2 separate regions of the Homo sapiens genome follow, and region 1 is linked to region 2. Evidence: read pairs that join two places in POLR2A ChIA-PET (ENCODE). Cell type or tissue: PC-9. All regions are shown on one strand. Each heading gives the region's core, and the rest is flanking DNA. Links, peaks and the distances in the headings are about the cores only.

Region 1 (8,038 bases), core at 1,325-6,324, 260 kb after region 2:
AGGCAGCCAGTTAGTGACCTCTACTCTCTGCCTTCAGACACCCAGGGCCACCTAAACAAAGGGCCCCCATGACAGTGATGGGTTGGGGGTGGAGAAAATGCTCTAGGAGAGACCCTGGAGTCCACAGGCAAGAAGGGCATGGGATCATCCTTTCCCTGCTCCTCCTAAAGGGCAGGCACTGCTCCACTTCTTGGTTCCCGTCCACTCTGTTGGTACAGACATGGGGGAAGCGGGCAAGGGATATGACTTCTAGAATTTGGACCTTGTTTCTCTCTCAGGCACTTCCACTTGCCCTTAACCTGATCTCCTGCTGGTTCAGTCCACCTGGTATGTTTATCAGGAGGCTCTTTCTTTTTCCTTCCTTCTCTTCTCTGTCCATGGCTTTCCCTCTTACAGGTCCTTGGTAGCTGCCGGAGCCCTCCCTCCAGGGGGTGTTGGCCAATGACAAGGCTGGGAGGCCAGGGCCGACCAATCAGAGCAGTTGGCCGTATTGCTGGGAATTAATAGCAACATTGCATATGGGGAAAGCATGAGATTTGGGATCACACAGACCTAGATTCAACGCCTTCCCTAACTGGCCAAAAGACCTTGAGACAGCTGCACAAATTTCCTGCAACTCTGTTCCTCATCTGTAAATGGTGATACTAATTCCTGGCGGGGATTACATACAAAGATGCATGGAAAATGCCTAGCACAGTGCCTGGGATATATTAAGAGCTCATCCATAGTTGTCACTGATTTGAGACAGTGACAACTATGGATGAGCTCTCAATATATTCTTGAGTTGCATGTCTATCAGAAGATGTGATGCCAGGTTCTCAACAGTCAACTTAGAAACACACTCTTGGAATAGAAACACGTTGGGTACCATTTGTACGTGTATTATATATGTATTTCCTTTTCATCTTTTACCTATTCTCTTTTAAACAGAGTGGTGGATTAAAAGGTAATGAATTACGCACAAAGTAGCTTCTCACTTCTCACTGCCTTTCATTTTTCTTCTCCTCCTACTTGGCCTTTCTCCCCCACCAGGACCTTTACTCTGGTCTTCTGTGTTTGCTAATTCATTAGTCAACAAATGTTTACTAAGCACAAAGACTCGTTCTTTGTTCTCAAGGGAGGGAGGCAGACAGATGATTGCAGCAAGGTTGAGGATAAAGAGAAATCCGGGGTTGGGTGCGGTGACTCACACCTGTACTCCCAGAACTTTGGGAGGCTGAGGCGGGTGGATCACCAGAAATCAGGAGTTTGAGACCAGCCTGGCCAACATGGTGAAACCCCATCTCTACTAAAAATACAAAAATTAGCTGGGCGTGGTGGCAGGCATCTGTAATTCCAGCTACTGGGGAGGCTGAGGCAGGAGAATCGCTTGAACCTGGGAGGCAGAGGTTGCAGTGAGCCGTGATTGTGCCATTGCACTCCAGCCTGGGCAACAAGAGCGAGACTCCATCTCAAAAAAAAAGAGAGAGAGAGAAATCCAGGATGTGGAGGGGCCTGGAGTGCAGAAGACATCTGGGAGATCTTAGAGAGAGGCTTGAGGTTTGAGAGAGAATAAGGGTCGTGGCAGCAGGAATGAGGAAGAGATGGATTCATGAGACCTGTAGAGGGACCTTCCAGGAGGTCCCAGGGGTCAGTGGATGGGAAGAGCCAAGAGGAACTCCTCATTTCTGTTTAGATGATTGAGTGGATGACATTGTCACCAACTGAAAGCAGAAGCAGCAGAGAACATCTTGCTAGTGAGAGGTGATGAGCTGGACCATACAAGGTGACCTTTAAAATGCTGGTGGGACAACCAGGTAGAACCATCCCATAAATGATAACAGTGAACTCACTACATGCCAGACTGTCTTAGGTGTTGTATCTTATTTAATCTCCACGATGGCCTTATGAGGGAAGGCACCATCATGATCCTTACTTTTCAGGTGACTATTTTAAGGGTAAGAAATATTAGGTAACTCACCAGTCCAGTGGTCACTGGTTCAAGTGAGTAGAGCTAGTCTGACTCCAGAGCCCATCTTCTTGCCCATTTCATGTATTTATTCAATTAACATTTATTGAAGACCTACTATGAAGCTGGCACCGTTTAGATGCTTTGAATATATCAGTCAAGAAGACCTGCCTTCACGCAGCTCCTGTTCTACTGCGCACACTGCCTCTGCTCAGAGACAGCTGAGGATATGGATGACAGTTCTGGCTGGAGGGGCAGGGGGGCTGCTACACCCACTCCCACTCTGAAATCTCACTTCCAGGGTGAGGGACAGGTGCTTCCTTCACCCACCCACATCAGTCTATATCCCCATGCTAACCATTTTGCTTTGTGCCAGGCCAGGTGGCAGAAGGAAGGGCAGATGCTTGAGAAGGACAGTCATAGAATAGTTCCTTCTAACCCTTTTGTGGCGTCAGTCTCAGACGGTTTCTATATGGAGCTGGACATATCCCTCCATCTCTATCAGCTCATGGTGGAGACCATGTGTTGAGGAGATCATGAAGGGGCTCTTCCTCTGGGTGCTCTGTCACCCAGCCCCCAGCAGCCCACCCAGGTGTCAAAAGACAGGTCTGCCCCTCACTCCAGAGAATAGCTAGGATCCTGGTGGCATGGCACTTTGGAAAGTATGAGACCCCTCCTTGTTTTACAGAAGAAGAAACTGAGGCAGGGAGCAGCCAGTCATTGCCCGAGGCTTCCTGGCAAATTAGTGACAGAGCCAGTTGAGAATGCAGCCCACGTTTGTGTTGCTTCAACTCAGCCCCAGATCCTTCACTCTCCATGGGGGCTGCTTTGGGGAAGCCAGCTTTGCACCCCCACTTCCCTGGAAGGCAGAGCACTAAGGCTGCCACCCAGCCATCGCTCAGGCGGGTCCACACAGCCCCGGGCCAACCTCCCTGGCACTCACACCCAGTGTCCGGAGCAGCTGGTCAGTGGGCGTGGAGCTCCTGCTTGTGTGCCCCCACCCCTGTCGCGCCCTCCCCCTGCCTGGGATGAGCTGCAGCTGCCTCGGGGCCTCTCTGCCTGCGCCCCCCAGCCAGCCTGTGCCCTGCTTTAATGTGTCCTGGGGAAAATAGCTGGCAATGCTCAGGCGACAAGCAAAGGCCATTTTTTAAAAAAAGACTAATGCCAGGATGAGGGGGCAGGAGGGGGTGGAAACAGCTGCAGGCTCCTCTTCCAAATTTAGCCAGGTGACTGCTTTGCCCTGCTCCTCTTTCTCTGGGGTTTTTGGGTGGCCATTGCCTCCATGGTAGGACTGTGTTCCTGAAAACCACCCCCCAGATGACTCACAGAGCTGTGGCAGCTCAGAGAGGAATGTCTATTCATTTCAGCTGGGGCTCTTGTCAGCCAGTTGGACCTGACCAGCAGCTCCACTGTTGCAGAATTGGGCTGCTTCCTACTTCCTGTGTCCCCATCCGATTTCAGGGCCTACCATCCCCAAAGTGACAGAAGATAGCATGGAATGAGGCAGCCATGCCCAGATATCAGAGGTGCTGAAAACATCCTGAGGCTGTGTAGAAACACAGCGAAGATTGGGGCATGGAGCAGGAGCAGGAGAGAAGCCAGGTGGCCCAGCCTTGGGTTGGGAGAACAGGGCATGGCCCCAGCCCCAGGGTGCCCATGGGCAGGACTCAGAGCCCCAGAACCGAGCACTCACCATGTCCACTTCTCATTTATTCTTTAAGTGTTAGAAGGACCTTCAAATCAGCTCATCCAGATGTTCCTAAGTATGAATGATTTGTAAAACGATTTTATGGATATATATGGATAATATATATCCATAAATATTATCCATATACATATATAGATAAAGCTAAATTGTTCTGCATAACCAGTAATTTGACAATTATTTATTGGGGGATGAATCTAATGTCTGAGGAGGAATACATTTCAAAAATATATTGAGGCCGGGTGTGATGGCACTTTGGGAGCCAAGGCAGGAGGATTGCTTGAGCCCAAGAGTTTGAGATCATCCTGGGCAACATAGCTAGACCCTGTCTTCACAAAAAATTTAAAATTTAGCCAGGCGTGGTGGTGCATGCCTTTGGTTCTAGCTACTTGGGAGGCTGAGGCGGGAGGATCTCTTGAGCCTGGGAGGTCAAGGCTGCAGTGAGCAGTGATCACACCACTGCATTCTAGCCTGGGCAACAAAGTGAGACCCTATTTCAAAAAAAGTACCCAGAAATATATTGAGCAAATATGGTGCTACATACAGTGTGGATGATACAGGTAGTATATGAACATGGCACTAAAAAACCTGTCAGTGGAGCCTATTTGAGAAAATATGGGAAATGCTGATCATCACCTTCCTCTTTGTTCTGGTTTTCTGGTCTTCTTCTCTGGTCTCCTTCTCCTTGGTCTTCATCCAGGGAAAACAGACAGTTCTATGAACTGATTTTGGTGTGGTGGGATCTGGGACAGCAGGCATTCCAGCCTTTAACCTTCCCACAGTGACTTTGGCTGTGACCTGGGATGGAGTGGGCAGGCCATAACTGAGGTGGAAAATCCTGTCAGTGAGCTAGATCGAGTCATTAGGCGGAGCTGGATGGGATCAGAGAAAATGGCTTAGACCCTGGAGTGTCACGAAAAGACACACAAGGCAACTAGTGAAGTCAGCAGACATTCCAGCACCTGCCCTCCTCCCTCCATCCTCTAGATCTAGGAGACTCCTCCTGACACACCCACCTCAGACACTTCAGCCTGTCCCTGTTCTGGGCACGCATGCCCTCTGCTACATACACTCCCACCCTCAACATCACTTCCAGGCTGAGGGAACAGGTGCTTCCTTTACCCACCCACCTCAGTGTAAATCTCCATACAGACCATTTTGCTTTGGGCCAGGCCAGGTGGCAGAGGGAAGGGGAGACACTTGGGAAGCACAGTCATGGAATACTTTCTATCTAACCCTTTGGCAGTGTCAGGCCCAGATGGTTTCTATTATGGAGGTGGACGTTTCCCCCATCCCCATAAACTCACCCACATAGGCCCGTGTGGGACATGCATTGACTCATTCACTTATAGTCACTCAACCAACCAGAGCGCTCTTCCCCCGTCTCTCTCTGGGTCAGTAATGCTTGTCTTGCAGGTCTCCAGATAGCCCGAGACAGGCTTTTCCTCCCCCAGGAAAACCTTTCCTGTGCTTCACCTGCTGGGTGGATCACCTGTCAGTAGTGCTTAGCCTGCACTAATCATCGTTGTAGGTCAGAGGCCTCTGGAGCAGCTATTCATGTGCTTGGCCGTCTGGGTCAAGGGAACTGATGTTCAAACAGGATGTGTGCAAGCTCATCTTCTCACCGGGGTGGTACTGATACTGCCCAGGAAACTAGTGAGGAGTGAACTTGATGAGTAACAGCAGCTTAGAGACAGTGTCATCTCTTTTCTCAGACCCATGTGGAAGGGAGAAAGGCCTGCCTGCCGGTGGTCCCGATGCCACTAGGTGGGGCAGGATTTGAGTGATCAGCTCAAGATCTGAAAGATCAAAGGTGGCTGAAATGAAAAGGACGCTTTCTAAGCATAAATGTGAAGTCCTAATTCCTGGCTCAGCAACTCAGCTGTTGATACTAGAGCCTAATAATCACTTGTTGTGGTGACAAGACTTGGGGGCTTTACTCAGTGGTTTCCATTTCCTGGCTGTGCACTGGAAGCCCTGAGCACGTTTTTAAAAGATCAAGTCCAGGGTTCCATCCCAGAATGTTCAGAATGAAGATCTCCAGGAAAGGACTTAGGAAATTGTGTATTTTAGAAGTTCTCCAGGTGGTTCTTATGTAGCTTTTGATTATTTTGGAGGTGGGGTGGGCAGGACAGGGTCTCGCTGTGCCACGCAGGCTGGAGTGCAGTGGCACAATCTTGGCTTCTCTATAGGAAAGCCTTGACCTCCCCAGCTCAAGCCATCCTCCCACCTTAGCCTCCCAAGCAGTTAGGATTACAGGCATGCACCATCATGCCTGGCTAATTTTTGCATTTTTAGTAGAGATGGGGTTTCGCCATGTTGGCCAGGCTGGTTTTGAACTCCTGACCTTAAGTGATCAGCTCACCTTGGCCTCCCAAAGTGTTGAAACTGCAGGCATGAGCTGCTGCACCCAGCCCTTATGTAGCTTTTGGAAACAAGTGAGGAGTGAACTTAGGGCTTTATGGGAAGCATCAATACATTACATCAATAAACCAAATGTGAGCCAACAGAAAGCTTCCGGGTTGGGGTGCAGTCTGGGCTCACCACAGCTCTAGCAGCGACTCAGGACCATGTTGTGAAGAAAGTAAAGATCCAGTCCCTTCACTGCTATACCACCTGGGAGTAGGACCCCCAGAATCCAATATTTCAGGTATTTCATCTGCTCTAGCAAGATGCCTTTGACAAACAGCTGCAATTTGTGCCTGTGTGATGGTCCTAGTCACCAAGGGTGGTGGCCAGCAAGGCTACTGAGAAAATAGATCCTCACTCCATGGGCTCAGAAGGCTGATGCTGGGACCATCTTCTTTCATTCTGGCAAAACCGTGGGTTTCTTCAGAATGTCAAAGTGCAGAAGGGCGCTGTGGGTGGCAGGATGCTTGCTGGCCAGGTAGCAGATGGAAATCAGTGTCCCTGCCCACCCAGGAGGAGCCAGGAGCAGAAGGTGAAACAGTGAGCCGTGGAGATGCTCGACTCTTCCTGAGATTCCTTCCATGATTTCCAGAGACGGTGAAGTCACGATGCACAGCTCTCCAGCATGTGCATCTCCTCCTCAAATGCCTTCTGCAGGGACAAAGAGGACTTTATCCTCAAGAGTGGGACACAGTTCTGTAGCAAAATGTGGCAGGTTGAATGGAAATAATGATCTTCAGAACTTTAAGAAGGAGATGACCCAGATGAAATAGAAATTGGGTAATTTATCAGAAAGCCTGGAAAAACATCTGAGAGAGACCCCTGCAGGAGACTGAGGTCTGGAAGGGCTGAGGTAGCGTATTCTTATTCTGGCCTCCACAAGCCGCATGGACTCCTCCTATCTGGCCTCGTCACCTGGCCTCCACCAGCCTTTTTCCTATAGGGAAGCCACTCACGCTCCACAGTTCTGGGAAACGGACTGATGAGAGATTTAGTTCTGGACAGCCGCCCCTCAACTGTTCCTGTTCCATGCTCTGACACCTCGGGTTGGCCTCAGACAATCTACTCAACACCTTGTAATACATTTATAGACCTGTGGCTCAGGAAAAGCTGTGGGGAAGGACAGAGCTTCAGCAGGCCAAGTCCCAAGCCTGTGGGGCCTTTTCTTCTTGAACTCATGCAGTGGCTGGCATTTCTAGGGAGAGGGCTGAAGTTCAGTTCACATCGTCCCATTTATGGAGGATCTCTCTTGGGGTTATTCTTCCAAGGAGCATCAGCAAGAAAGGAAGGAAGCCATCTCTTGATGTCCTGGGGCACTGCCTGCCCATAGATGAGAAGGGGTTCCCAGGCGGAAAGAAGGGGTGCAGGAAGCTGCACCCAAGAAACCAGTTTCCCCAGCTTCTGAAAGTAGGGCCAGCCCTGCAATGTGGGGTGCAGCTGCCCAAGAGGGGCTAAATGGACCTTGCAGGGTCACTCCAGATGAATCTTTTCTGCACTCCCAGAACTCAGGCCTCAACCTCCTCATGGTCAGTGTGTTCTCTGATGAGCGTGTGCGCGTGCACACACACACACACACACACACACACCCTGGCTTCAGGGATCTCTTTAGAAATTTTTTTTTTTTTTTTTTTTTTTTTTTTTTTTTTTTTTTTTTTTTTTTTTTTGAGAGAGATAGAGCCTTGCTCTGTTGCCCAGGCTGGAGTGCAGTGGTGCTATCTTGGCTCACTGCAACCTCTGCTTCCCAGGTTAAAGTGATCCTCCCACCTCAGCCACCCAAGTAGCTGGGATTACAGGCGTGCATCACCACAGCTGGCTATTTTTTTTGTAGAGATGGGGTTTCACTATGTTGGCCAGGCTGGTCTCCAACTCCTGACCTCAAGTGCTGCCTTGGCCTCCCAAAGTGCTGGGATTATAGGTGAATGAGCCACTGTGCCTGGCCAATCTCTTTAAAATATGTCTAGAGTCCATGTCTCTCT
Region 2 (8,038 bases), core at 1,870-6,869:
TTGTATTTTTAGTGGAGACAAGGTTTCACCATGTTGGCCAGGCTGGTTTTGAACTCCTGACCTCAAGTGATCCGCCTGCCTCAGCCTCCCAAAATGCTGGGATTACAGGTGCAAGCCACCATGCCTAGCCTCATTAATTCTTTTAATCTTCCCCACTCTCCAAAAAAGCCTTGCCGTCAAGCAGCCTGTGGCCTAGCCTAGGGGTCAAGAACAACAGCCCAGTGCCTTCATATGCCAGGGAGGCTCCAGGGGAGATGAGGAGGCAGAGGCAAGGCTGAGAAGATTGCGTGCAGGCGGGCTGCCCTGACTTGTGTCCTCCCGTTCCCACGCCCACCCCTGCACCTCTTCTTGGGGCAGCCTCCTCTGTGGTCTGCAGAGCAGGGAACCTTCGCATGTGACTCCTGCTCTGGTTTTCCTAGCGGAGAAGAAGATGATGAGCTCAGCCTCTGCAGCAGGAACCCAGCAGATCTACTCCCAAGGAAGCCCATTTCCCTCTGGACACTCCGGGAAGGCCTTCAGGTATGTGCCAGCGAGGGGGACAATGGCGTGGGAAGATGCTCCCTCACCAAGAAAGCCCTGGGTCTCAGAGCACAGCTCTGTGGGCTGTAAGCATGAGTTAGTGGTTACTGGCGCTCAGGCCTTGGACTAAACTGAGGATTCTGGTGGCTCTGCTTCTGCTCTGTGAGCCCTCTATGAGTTGCCATAGATTCCTGGTGTCAGTTACTCTTTCTTGGATGTGAACAGCACCAGCCACTGTGTTCTGTGGCAGTGATTGCCAGGGAGAAGGGAGTGAGTTCCCTCTAGCCAGGACCCAAGTGAGCTGGAGCTGGGAACAGCTGACAAGGTAGCAGGAAGTATCCTGTCATCTGGTGCCCAGAGGCTACAGCCAAATCCAAGGAAGACTGGTCAGCTCAGCCCACCACGTCTGAGCCTCATCCTAAAGGGCACTCAAGGCTTCAGGCAGGGTGTCCAACCTTCCCAAGGGTTGGTTCTTAGCATCAAGGGCATCTGGTAGGTCACTGAGGAAGCCCTGACATCATCACTGGAGGCAAGGCCTGGCTCCACTGACTTCTGGGGAGACAGAAGCATCAACTGGGAAGAACGGTCAGAGAAGAGGCTGGCAGCTCTTGGGGAGGGTATGTGGGCACTCACCTGTGCCCACCAGACACCCTAAAGTTCCTCATGCCCAGCAGGGCAGGGCTTCTCCAGTGAGGTTGGCCAGACCCTAAGCAGAGCTTCCAGATGCAGAGGCCAGGAGGGCAGGTGGGGCCGGCCACCCAGAGAGAGGCCCCTGCCACGGGACTGCCCTAGCCACAAGGAATGAGGATTTTGCTTCCACACTGGTTCAAGGACAGACCTCCTGGAGACAGATTAGCAGACATTGCAGGGGCTCTGGCCACGCCTGCAGCTGAGTCTTGCTGAATTGCACACTGCTCTGAGGCTCTGGGGAGCCCTGGCTGCAGGCAGGGCCTCTGGTCTGGGGACAGCAGACAAGATGGCAGCCCTCTGTGAGCAGTCCCTAACCATCATCACCGCAGGTCACGCTGCTCTGCTGAGCAATAGTCAAGCCCTCCAGACTTCTCTTGGCTGCTGAGTTACTCAGCTACTCAGCACGCACTGACCGATCTCCGTTGATGCCAAGCCCTGTGCCAGCCCTGCCTGGGTGCTCATGTTCATGGGGTCCTTGTGACACTTGCTGCTTGTCCTCCACTCTGGACAAAGGGGATCAGGGAGAGCACAGCAGCAGGAGGTAAGGAGGGGACAGTTCAAAGGCAAGGGGACAGCCCAAGGTGGCATGACCGGAGAAGGTCTGGCTGACTCTTCAGCTAGGCCTGAAAGCAAAAGTCAGGTTCTGCCTCCTGACCAGGGCAGGGGTGCAAGGGCCTGAGGGGTGTGCTGAGTGAAGCCTTGGAGGAGGTGTTGTTGGAGGAGGCCTCACTAATGGGAGAAACAGAGGATGACCACGTTGTTCTATGACAACGGCCTCACACAGGCTCTGCACCTCACACTGGACTGTCTGCCCTGAGCTGTGTCTGCAGCAGCAGCCGTGGGGACCATGCTGAGGAGGAGGACACCATCACTGATGACCTTTGGGAGAAGAGTGAAGCTGCAGACAGGGCTCAGGGCAGACAGTCCAGCGTGAGGTGCAGAGCCTGGGTAACGCTGTTGTCATAGAAACAAAAATGTAGGGTGCACAGGGCAGTGATGAGTGATGGGGAAGGAAAAGCAGGTTTGGGGCAGCTGGCAGTGTGGGGAAGGAATCCAAGGAACGTCCGAACACCTGTGCAGAGCCTGGCATAGAAAAGGCACTTGCTGAGTACTAGTCTGTAAAATGAATGAATAAATGACTGAGTTAATTAAAGGATGCCTGTTAGGGCTAAAGCCTGTGGAATGGGCAGAATTTCCTGTATATCCGAAGGATCTGAGCTGGCTTGGGATGGGGTAGGCTGTGGGATGAAGGACTCTGGGGCCCAATACAGCCATAGGGAATCCTGGGCCGCTTGCAGAATGGTGTTGCTGGCACCTGAAGTGCATCCTCACCCACAGTCCTCCCTCTCTGGTCCCGCCAGTTTTGGCCCCTGCCTGTCCACACTAAGGCAGGCAGCTGTAGCCCAGAGGCCCCCAGGGAGGGCTGTGCACAAGGGCTGGCGCTTTGCCCCAAGAAGCCCATCCCTTTCTGCCAAGGCGCCTTTCCTAGGACCGTCTACGCTGTAGCGGCCCTCATCAGTCAGTGTTTTGGGGAGGACACCAAGGGCTGGGGGCTGTGGAGAGGGTCCTACTAGACAATAGTGACCAGAAAATGTCCTCTGAAGCAATACTTTCATCAGGAAGGAGAATGGGAAAGGAGCCCTTATGTTAAATGAGGAATTGATTGTATGAAGACAGAAATGATGTCCCCTTTATATAAGCCACTGAACTTGTTTTACAATGATCAGCTCAAGAATGTCTCTGACATTCTTGGTTTCTCCCTATTTTAAAAGGGATCAGATAGCATAGGAAACTTATTAGAATACAATAGTAAAATTTTACCCAATCTCTGCTGATCTCTGGCTTGCCTTTTTTTTAACACGGAGCTGAAAATCTACCAAAGCCTTCTGTGATGAGCCCCATTCTGCCCTACTTGACTGATTCATGGGCACCCAGCGCACTGCCCTGCATGCTGAGCTAGTCCCAGGGAGGCAGGAGGAGGGGCCTGAAACAAAGTAAAAGTCTGCCCCCAGCCTTTTAGTCTTTGATGAGCTTCTCATGTAATCGACATAGCCTGGAAAATCTCCTGGAAGAAGCGCCTGGTGGTACAGACAGTGCCTGCCGAGGAGCTAAGCAGGGTCAGAGATTTAGCCTGCAAAGGCCATGCAGAGAGCACGGCACACAGCAGGGGCCTAATAAAGACAAACTGAGTTAAGTCGAAGGTGAACTGAAGGTGGGAGGGGTAAACTCTGGGTAGCAGGACTAGGCCCCATCCAGCAGGTTTTCATTGAGAAGCTTTTCTTTCCGTTTAAAACTGACAGCCTGCAACCTATTTCCTGAATCCTTAAGCCTCATAGGTGCCCCAAAGGAACAAATTAACCAGAGCACAAAAGAGTGAGTGAACAGTGGGACTGATTTTTATTCTAAGAAGCTTCTCTCTTTCTGGGAACCAAATCATCTGCTGAGAGCAGAGGATGTACAGGCATAGGATAGGGGCTGAAGAGTGCGTGGGAGACCCTGGGGAGAACGAGGAGAGGAAGTACCAGACTACTAGACATGGCAGGACTACTCAGCAGTGTAGAGGAAGCCCTGAAGGGAGAGGAGGACGGCCAAGGGGCTTTGAGGCTCACGATGTGTGAGTCATTTTCTCTAGTGACGTGCTGCATGGAGAGAGAGCCAGGAAGATGGCCCAGGGCAGATTGTGTGGTTGGCTGGGCACGTAGACTCATGCAAACCAGGTGTGTCCTCGGGATAAATGCATTTTCCTCTTTTCTAGCTCTTCAGTGGTTCATGTGCCTGGAGTGAATGATATTCAGTCCTCTTCTTCCACGGGCCAGAACATGTCCCAAATCTCCCGGCAGCTAAACCAGAGTCAGGTGGCATGGACAGGGAGTCGTCCGCCCTTTCCGGGACAGGTATGGGCATCTGTGAGGGCATCTCCCCTGGGTGACCAGAGAGGCAGAGCACTCTGGGAAGTGTTTTCTTTGGATTGCGGTTCTGAGGATGGGTCGGCTCCTAGCTGGAACCAACCACCCTAACAGCAGCTGGCTACTCAGGAGCACCATCCACCCTCAGGGCTCTCGGAGAGCCAGGTGCCCAGCCTGCAACTTCAGCAGCCTTTTCTCCTTACAGCCATGCCCTGAGGCAGCTGGCAGGGAAAGGTTGGGCAGGTTGAGACACCTCATCAAGAATGAGCCCCTCACTACTCTGGACCTCTGGCTGCCCCTGCGCCAGGAGGGCATGAAACCACCAACCCTTGTGACATCCCCAGACCCTCATAGTCACTGTGAGGGTGGGTGTTGATTGGGCTGAGGGAGTTCTAGGTGTTCATAATGCCAAGGCCTTGGTAACCAGACTCCAGAGGGCCCGGATCCTCGTAGCCCTGGGGAGTAACTTCAACCAGACGTGCCCCAAAGATCCTGCAGTTCCTGGGCCCTCACACACCGGGCTGATCCCAGGCCTGTGCCTAGCCAGACAAGAGGGTCATGGGGAGTCACTGTCAACCCAGAGCAGGCACTGCCCCTGCGACCAGCCTGGGGCATCGGTTGGGGTGCAGGGGTCTGCTGGTGATGCTTTCCATCTCTTTGCTTTGTCCTGATTGTAGCAAATCCCATCTCAGTCCAGCAAGACTCAGTCATCTCCCTTTGGGATTGGAACGAGCCACACCTACCCGGCAGACCCCTCTTCCTACAGCCCCCTCTCCAGCCCAGCTACCTCCTCGCCAAGTGGGAATGCCTACTCCAGTCTTGCCAACAGGACTCCAGGGTTCGGTAGGTGGGGAATGAGGGAGTGAGATTCTGGGAAAGCCAGCACAAATGCTTTCTGAACAGCCTGAATTCAGGAGGCTGAGCTCCAAGCTCCCAGCTACCAAAACAAGGTCTGGAGGTTTCCAAGCACCTCCTCTCTCTCTGGCTATGAGGAGGCCTATGGTGTTCCTAAGAGACTGGATGCTTAGGCCTTGGCTTTGTGATTTGACTTTATCATTTTCAAGGCATTGGGATGATGTTGCTGTGCTGTGAGGTGATCTGAATACCATTTTAACCCATTATGGCCCTGGCAAGGATTTTCAGGTCCCCCAAGTCAAAAACCTTATAGTCTTGTTTCAAGAAACTAGAGAATAGCTATAGAGACAATCAATTGCATAAATAACACTGCAAAGTTTTCTGTCTCTTTTAAATATTAAAAACACCTATCTTACTTTGTTAACAAAACCTCAGGCCATAGAGGGTTAAGGAACCGCTGTGTCCTGTGCATTTCTCAGGATCCTGGGCCTTGCCCACTCTCCGTGTGTGTAAGGAACCTCCTCAGCATGTCTCCCAGGGCTAGGGTTCCACTCCACGTCAGGACAAGCTCATAAGAGACCCGTGGTCCTGGTAAGAAGTCCAAGCTGGTGCCTGCTTTCTCACAGTGAGGTCACTGGGTGACACCCAGCAGTGCGGCTCATAGAGCTTTTCTCTACAGAATTGATTCCTCAGATGAGCGTGAATCTGAGCCCAAACATCTGAATTTCCACGTGGCAAGTTAAAAGCTTCCATTAGAACTGCTTGTCTGTCAGCCTTATGAACAATTCTGTGCAGGCAGGGCGCGGTGACTCACATCTGTAATCCCAGCACTTTGAAAGGTCAAGGTGGCAGATCACCGGAGCCCAGGAGTTCAAGACTAGCCTGGGCAACATTGCAAAACCCTGTCTCTACAAAAAAAAAAAAAAAAAATTAGCCAGGTGTTGTGGTGCATGCCTGTAATTCCAGCTACTCAGGAGGCTAAGGTGGGAGGATCATTTGATCCCAGGAGGTTGAGGCTGCAGTGAGCCATGATCACACCACTGCACTCCAGCCTGGGTGACACAGTGAGACCCTGTCTGAAAAAACAAAAGAAAGAAAAATGCTGTGCAGAGCCCCTAGCACACAATGGGGAGTTGTCATCTGCTGCCCAGCCCTCCCCACCTCCTCCACTAACAGCAGCACGTCCGTCCCACTCAGCCCGAGGTCTTGGGGCACAGCATTTCCTGAGGCCATGCTTGTCCCTCCAGCCTTAGTCCCATTTACTTGCAGTGTGTCTCCTCTTCGTCTGTTAAGTATTCTCGCCACGTGGTTCACTGGAACCCAGTTTAGAAGCACAGCACCCTGTCTGAGGAAGGAGAAACCCCATAGCAGTTGCTCTCAAGTCAGCCAGGCACTCAGCACGGTTACCACCTTGAGCCCAGAATCCTGTTTCTCAGGATAGCATCCACCTTCCTGCAGTCACACGTGAGATCCTTCTCCACATCTGGTTCCCCACCCGGGTGTGGAGAGACCCCTTCACCTCCTCCTGAAGGTGGGCCTCATAGACTCAAGGCCTCCTGGGTACCTAGTCCTTCCCGGAAGCCCAGGGACCATCTGGCACCGATCTACTCAAAAAAACCTTCAGTGCCAGGCCCCGAATCAGCCCTGGAAGACAGGAGACCTGGTCCCCACCCAGAGAAGGACACAGTCCAGAGACTGGGTCAGGGGAGACAGACAGAGGTAAAGGGAGGCAGGCAGGACAGTCTGCAGGTGCGGCAGCCATGGTCTGCGTGGGGGCCCTTGTGGCTGCAGGCCAGGACAGTCGTTATGTCTGATGGGGTCAAGAGAGGCTTCGGAGCAGAGCTAACACGCAACCGTGGCAAGGTCTTGGAGCATCCCACTGTGGCCGTGACGAGACAGGTGGGCAGGCCACTTCCCTGCCCCAACCATCCAGTGCCTTTAGCTCCATGCCTCTGTCTAGTCTCCACTAAACAAATGCCAGGCCCTGAAGTATAAATGGAGACGGGACACAGGAAGGACGAAGCCCTGGGTTGAGGCCACTGCACCACTGTGGCCAAGAACAGGCTCAACACAGATGGGGCTCCAGGTTGGGTTTTTACATTTGCCTTTGAGCTATCTCACACTCAGATGATAATAATAGTAATGATAGCAGCCTGCCCTTAGTAGGTACTTATTATATGCTAGCATGTAGCATTCATTCAGTGCTCACAATAGCCCTAAGAAGGAGATACCATTATTATTCCCATCTCACAGATAAGTAAACTAAGGCACACTGAGGTCAGATAACTTACCCAGGCTAACTTACTATAGCTGATAATAGCAGAATCATGCCTTTGGAGCCAAGAATCAAAGCTGGGCAGTACATCTGAGACTGTGTTCCCATCCACTACTCTGTACTTACCATCATTTTCAAATCCATTCACAGGGGACCTCAGAATTAAGCAGGAATTGGATGTCCCAGCAGATGGCCCTTGATGTACATTCATGAGAAAGGGGCTGGAACCCTTCCAATGAGGGCATGGAAAAAGCATATAAAATCGAGAAATGAAGGACTGAGAAGTTTCTTATGGCCTTGCCATCAGTGCATCATGTGTTACCTTTGGCCACAGCTATTTGAGTGGAATAGGATGCAGGGAGAGTGTGTTGAAAGCCAGGCTGTGGTGGAGTGAACAGGTGATAGAGTGGAGACGAAGCTGAGCAGGAGAGCAGGAAGGGAGGCACAGTCTTGGGAGGGAGAGGGAGACCTCGAGGCGAGGGGTTGCTGTCATCGTCTGTGATGAGTACACTGCTGGAGGAAGGCTCCCAGTGCAGGCAGAGGGGACCCAGCATAAGGTGTTGGGGTTCACATCAGAGGTGTAGAGGGGCCTGGAAAATGGGTGGACACCAGACCCCCTTCTGACCACAGGGTCAGCTTTTACTCCACAGGGCTTCAAGGAAGTGGAGTGCTGGCTGGGAGAAGAGGGCAGGCTTTGGTTAAGGACAGAAGAAAGAGGGTGTGTGTATGGTTAGGAAGAGGACCCAAAGGGTTGTTCGTTAGTGAGGATGGTTACTCCCGAGGGCACAGTGGG

Evidence for each region. ChIA-PET counts read pairs that join two places held together with the same protein. Peaks named below come from ENCODE experiments on the same cell type or tissue, not always from the same donor. Only the 100,000 strongest peaks of a DNase experiment are listed, where the experiment ranks them.
Region 1: POLR2A ChIA-PET joins it to region 2 with 5 read pairs; 1 of 35 experiments calls an interaction of 5 or more read pairs at or near these places.

What each region holds. Positions count from the first base shown.
Region 1 is chr15:80,841,280-80,849,317 of GRCh38, forward strand. The region is part of intron 1 of CEMIP (cell migration inducing hyaluronidase 1); the gene reads left to right. It overlaps MIR549A (microRNA 549a), which reads right to left and starts at 794; the gene lies at 699-794. In PC-9, for the core only: no CTCF peak of the experiment used is centred there; a DNase peak (open chromatin) is centred at 3,302; H3K27ac peaks cover 3,545 bases.
Region 2 is chr15:80,576,447-80,584,484 of GRCh38, forward strand. It overlaps ARNT2 (aryl hydrocarbon receptor nuclear translocator 2), which reads left to right. Exons shown (of 19, transcript NM_014862.4): 15 at 420-519; 16 at 3,965-4,103; 17 at 4,793-4,958. It overlaps ARNT2-AS1 (ARNT2 antisense RNA 1), which reads right to left. Exons shown (of 2, transcript XR_007064732.1): 1 at 7,372-8,038; 2 at 3,584-6,315. It overlaps MIR5572 (microRNA 5572), which reads left to right and starts at 4,657; the gene lies at 4,657-4,793. In PC-9, for the core only: no CTCF peak of the experiment used is centred there; DNase peaks (open chromatin) are centred at 2,945, 3,835 and 5,765; H3K27ac peaks cover 3,077 bases.